Regions from separate parts of the Homo sapiens genome. Here region 1 is linked to region 2. A link is a loop called in an ENCODE intact Hi-C map of the cell type or tissue named here. Cell type or tissue: ovary. All regions are shown on one strand. Links, peaks and the distances in the headings refer to the core of each region. The heading gives the core; the rest is flanking DNA. Region 1 overlaps LOC107984402 (a long non-coding RNA gene). Region 2 has its middle 290 kb from the start of SORL1-AS1.

Region 1 (2,917 bases), core at 190-2,689, 130 kb before region 2:
GTTTTCTCTCTGTAAAATGGGGAGAATGTAACACCCCATAGAGAGTTATAGTGAGGACTGGTCAAAGTAATTGTTCATTATATGTTAGATATTATTGATGTTAAACAGTCCCTTACAGAGGTGTCCAGCTCAATGTCACAGTAACATGGCCTCGCAGTCCACATGTAAGCCTCTAACTGGCATGACCTTTTTCTCCAGCACCTGATCTAGTCTGTAAGCCTTCTAGAAAATTCTTAAAGCTCATGGTAGAAGAAAGTTTTTTCTTACATACATGATATACAATATACACACACACTTACAAAATAGATGTCCATATACATCTTCCTACTTTCTAAAATTAAATATTTAAAATGGAAACTTAAGTTGTCAAATAAAATGAAACTGGCCCCCAAGGAATACAGGCACATTACTTTGGTAACTCCCTGGACCTACCGAAAGTGCCACCCGGGCTGCTTCAGGAGTTATAATCCTGGAAATTTTATTACGTACTTAACCATCCATGTAGACTTGGAACAAAAATCTTCAGTTGTTCATATCTAGCTTTATTTGTAGGCAGCCTAACAGATGTGAATTAAGGAGTAGCAGCCTCTGTCCAAAACACCTCCCTCATTTGCTGTGGAAGTGCTAATGGAGAGTTACTCCTCTGTGATAAGACTGCAGATATGTTTATTAGAGAAAAACCATCTATGGTGGTGTTAAGGACTGAATTATGCCCCCCTCCAATTCATATCTTGAAGCCCTAATCCCCAATATAACTGTGTTTGAAGACATGGCCTTTAAGGAGGTGATTAAGGTTAAATGAGGTCATATGAGTGGGGCCCTAATCCAATATGACCCATGTCCTTATTATAAGACAGACATCAGGAATGCGTATGCACAGAGAAAAGGCCATGTAAGGACACAGCAAAAAGGTGGCTGTTTGCACACCAAGAAGAGACGCCTCAGGAGAACTGTGCTGGAAGTTCAAGAGCTGGCACCTTGATCTTGAACTTCCAGCACCCAGAACTGTAAGAATATTAATTTCTGTTGTTTAAGCCAACGAGTCTGAAATGCCAAAAGACATGCATTCTCCATGTTAACGAAAGTGTCCTCAAATAGACTAATGAGTGAGACTCCTGACCATCACCACAGAAAGCAGCTGACAGCACTGAAACTCAAAACAGGGCAGTTTAGCTGGAAGAAGGGGCACTAAGAGTAGATGGGAAAGACTATTTCAGCATACGGACTGTTGTCAAGGGAAGACAGATGAGAACAAGGTGCTAGAGTGGGCGGCCCTGGGCAGTTCTTTCTTCGAGGCAGTGGGGCTTCTGCAAATGAGAAGGATGGAGGCTGCAGGTTCAAGACAACCCTTCTCTTGTAATGCACTCTGACCATGGCAACATGGTACCAGGGGAATGATCACTACCATAACCAGAAGGGCTGTGTCAGAATATCTATTCAGCAGTCTATCTCAACAGACCCTGAGCCATGATGTCTGCAGTCTCTTAAAATGTTTAAGAAAAATACAGCCAGCAGAATTCCTGGGGATGGTGAGGTCAGGGCTTGAAGGGGTTCAGGACTCAGAGTATGGTGCTTGGAGAATATTTGAATGGTTTTCTTTCCACCACTGCTTTTCCAAGCACATCTAAACACCACCCACATGCCACTCCCATAAGATGATTCTGGTTTGGTAGTCCAGAGACCTGAGTTCAAGACCTTTCTAAGGGCCGGGTGCAACGGCTAATGCCTATAATCACAGCACATTGGGAGGCCAAGGTGGGAGTATTTCTTGGACCCAGGAGTTCAAGACCATCCTGGGCAACATCACAAGACCTCGTCTCTACAAATAAAAATAAAAATTAACCAGGCAGGGTGGCACGCACCTGTCGTCCCAGCTACTCAGGAGGCTGAAGTGGGAGGATCGCTTGAGCCTGGGTGGTCTAGGTTGCAGTGAGCTATGATCACACCACTGCCCTCCAACCTGGACAACACAGTGAGACTCAACAAAAAAAAAAAGAAAAAAAAAAAGAAATATATCTGTGAAACTCTTCTAAATTCATTGCTTTTAAAATACAACACTACAAGTTATCAATCTTGCAAGTCCAGGTTTCCTCCTTTTTAAAAGTGTGGTAATTTTAGGTGGTGAAGTATACAGAGAACCCTAGGCCACAGCATGAATCTGTACTCTAATCTCTGCACCCCCTGCTCGCTCTGTGGCATTTGGCATACATGCCTCTTTCCTGTCTAGGTCTCAATTTCCTTGTCTATAAAGAATGGGGATAAATTTTATCATTTATAAAGTCCCTGCCAATTCCAGAGCTCTGGTGTGCTATTAAAAAAAAATCCTTGAGGGCAAAGAACAGAGCGTGTGTTTGCGTGTGTGTGTGCACGCGTGCACGCACTGCATCCTCTTAGCTCTGCAAGAGGTAGAATGGACAAAGCAATTTGTTCACTAAAATGGCACAATCATTCTTGCTTTGATTTGTCTGACTATAGGAAGCACTCATCGCCACAGCACTTCTACCCACACATTAAATATTACCAATCAGCAAAATGTGAAAATATACATGTGGAGTGCAGAAAAACCCACTCAGGGAGGATACTTAGAGAAGGTAGGTCCTAAATTGCAAATGCCAGGAAAAAAAAAAGAAATCCACCCCAGCTGCCCCTCTGGCTGCAGTGAAATGCCAGGGCACTGCACAGGCATCTTGAGAACTTGGAGCCACACAACAGGGTGCATTCAGTGCTCCAGAGCCATCCGCTGCCCCACATGCTCTGGCACCAAGATACAACGTACATGCCAGTCCCTGAATTACAGTCAACCTGAAGCAGCGTCCGCCAAAGATTAAATCAAAATTTACCAGGTAAAACCCAAATGTGGTAAAGGTTCCAACAGGACAATTGGGAAAAGTGTATTAAAATGAAAAAAGAAGAGAAA
Region 2 (2,917 bases), core at 242-2,741:
CTAAATGAAAGAAACCAGACGCAAGAGACAACATACTGTATCCCACCATTTATATGACACTTTTAGAAAAGGCAAAACCACAGACCCAAAGCAGATTAGTGGCTGGCTGGGGCTTGGTTTAAAGTAGCATTTGTGTTATATTCAAATGGGTCTCAATAGCTTTAAATTAAAGGGTAAATATACTTTTATATGTGTTCAGTGGGGCACACTGATTCCTGATCCTTGAAAACTTGTAAGGCCACCTTAGCTTATCATGACAGGAAAGAAGACCAATTATGTTATGGAGCTCAAAGTAAATATTTTGGCCCTTTGTTATTTAGTCTTAACGGGACACTCATGGCAAATGAGGTTAAAACGTGGTTGAATTTAAGGGTATGATTTAACTTTCTTCTATTACAAATGAATGTGAGGTTAAAAGTCAGGTTGGTCAGAGAGAACCCTGACCAAAAAAAGATTGTCTAAATGGACATGCCAGACCCAGATCAGAATTGGGAACCACACAGAGGCAGCAGAACTTTTGAGTAGAGTAGAACTCAGCAGACAGAAAAAAAGAGAATCTCATGCTCTAATCCTGGTCTGGTCACTAACTTGCGGTGTGACCTCAGAAAGTTCCTTCATAGCTCTAGATGTTTCCATGGACTCACTGATCTGTCCACTCTAGACCTGGGCTGCTGAGACTCATCTCTTTCTCAAACCTTAGTTGTTAACATCCCAGTGAGGCTGGTGAGACCCCTCAAAAAAGAGAGAGCTGTACTGGGTGTAGGAGAGAGAACTCGGTAACAATGGAGAATGGGAGACAGGGAATAAAGAAAGGAAGTAGAAGAAAGGGAACATATAAAAAGAATGCACTTAATTGGAGTGGTTTCATGTCCACGGAATCAAAATAATGCCTTCACAAGCTCATGAAGGTATGGATAAGGTAGGAAACCTATATTACAGTATTAACTCTTAGACAAACTAGCTGTATGACTCTTTTAGTTTCCATATTTTTTCTCTATAAAACAGGAGGTTTCGGCTAGATGGTCTCCAGGAAAAATAATATGATGAGTCTAGGTTTAAGGATAAATAGCACATAATGTATACATAAACCTTGAGGGATCTGGGAGGAACCAACACATGCTTCGAAGTGGGCACGGTTTCTATCTCAGAGCCTCCCCGTCCTCCAGAAAGTGGGCCCCTCCCTGTCAGACTTCCCAGACTGCGCTGGCGTCACCAAAGTGCTGCTGGGAATTTCTCTGCACGGCCCTGTTCCTAAATCAGCTCCCAGGAGATTGGAGGATGGAGGAGGGTGCCAGTTTAAAGCAGGTCTGATATGATCCAGGACCTGATAGGGTTTCAGCTGCCGGCTTTCTGGCAATTTGCAGAGAAATTAAAGAGATTCTTACAGAGGTTAACTGGCTCAAGTCCTAGGGAGGGGACGCTGTTGCTCAGAAAGAAACACAAAGACTAGATTCATCTTGTTCAAGAATTATAAATAGAACAGTCAGATTAGATTCAGCAGAGGAATGGGGGCAACACGAAGGAGCCAAGTTCTCTCCAAATAAAGAGGCAAGGCTCCAAAGACTCCCAAAGCTCTGAAACAAACATAGCAGGCTTTCAAAAGGGGGAAAAGGAAAGATAGGAAAGAAGAAAACTTCAAGAAATGGGACTTTTCTTTTAACCCACAACTCTTTTCAGGCAAGAAGGCAAAATCATCAGGTCCTGAAAGAGGTTAAAAGTAAATTATCACCCCATAAGGAGTCATTCATTGTAAAAGGAATGAAAATAGTTTACTGCTCTATGGAAAATGCAAGCTGCTTCCAAACTTTAGGTTAAAAACTTGGCAAAGGGAGTCTGACCTCTCTGTGCGTCTGTCTTGGAGATGTTTATCCAGCGGATGGAGATACTGAGATGGGCCTGGCTTTTCAGGTTTGTTTTTTTGTTCCACATAAGGTTTCCATCAGATACAGTCTGCAAATTGGTGCAAGCCAGGAGGCTGCTGGAGGAGAGGCCCTGATTTAACTGCAGCAGGCCCTGTCTAAACTAGAAAGAACTCTGCTTGGTAAGAACCAAGTGACGGTACACAGCCCAAGCTGAACGCAGCCCTGGGAGCTGGTGGAAAGCGTACCAGCTCCTGCTTTCCAGGTCTCCTTCCAGCACTAAATGCCATATGGTCTTAGACAAGTCACTTGACCTTGCTGGGCTACAGATTCCCCATCTGTTTCACAGTGAGTCTGGCTTCCACCTACATCTCAAGGTTGTTTTAAGGAATCATATAAAATGAAAAGTTCCGTAGAAATGCCTTTGGTAATGTAGGCAAAAAATAGTTCCCTTCAAGGAGGCCCTAAGTGCTTTCTACAAAACCAGAGATAATGGAGACTGCTGTCACATCAAACATTTCCTGTTCTCCACAGGATGTCACCTAAGTACCTCCAGTCTTCCATCTTCTAAAAGACAGTCTACAGAGGCAGTGAAACACAGGGATTAATAGCATGGGTTTTGGTTTAAGACAGGCTAGGATTTGAGCCCCTGCTGTTTCACTCATTAGTAGTATAATATTGGGAAATTTTCTGTTTGTTTCTCAGTTTACTTCACTGTTAAATGTGAACAATGCTGGCCTCCCAGGTTTTCTGTAAGGAATAATACAAATGGAGAATATGTAAAAACCACATAGCATGTGCTCAATAACAAGTGGCTATTATTTTTAATCATTACTCACTACCATGGCCACCAATTTTATTATCTCTGTATTGAATCAGACAAGCACGTCTTGATTTACTCAAATGACTCTAGCTGTAATTTAAGTCATTTTGTTTTGTTTCCTTAAAATATGTATGTTTTTCTTATTATAAATGTAATATATGGATATAATTCTGCTTCCAGGAAGATGAAGAGGGCATAACTTTCCATATTCTTCCTGCTAAGTATAACTAAAAGC

The links. Hi-C counts contacts between places; a loop is a spot of excess contacts. Peaks named below come from ENCODE experiments on the same cell type or tissue, not always from the same donor. Only the 100,000 strongest peaks of a DNase experiment are listed, where the experiment ranks them.
Region 1: it touches region 2 in a loop (2.2-fold over the local background); 1 of 110 quality-filtered maps calls a loop at or near these places.

The regions. Positions count from the first base shown.
Region 1 is chr11:121,873,770-121,876,686 of GRCh38, reverse strand. The region is part of intron 1 of LOC107984402 (a long non-coding RNA gene); the gene reads right to left. Among named protein-coding and RNA genes, the nearest start is that of MIR125B1, 220 kb to the left of the region's middle. In ovary, for the core only: no CTCF peak of the experiment used is centred there; no DNase peak of the experiment used is centred there.
Region 2 is chr11:121,740,577-121,743,493 of GRCh38, reverse strand. No RefSeq gene overlaps it. Among named protein-coding and RNA genes, the nearest start is that of SORL1-AS1, 290 kb to the right of the region's middle. In ovary, for the core only: no CTCF peak of the experiment used is centred there; DNase peaks (open chromatin) are centred at 1,283 and 2,038; H3K4me3 peaks cover 539 bases; H3K27ac peaks cover 2,500 bases.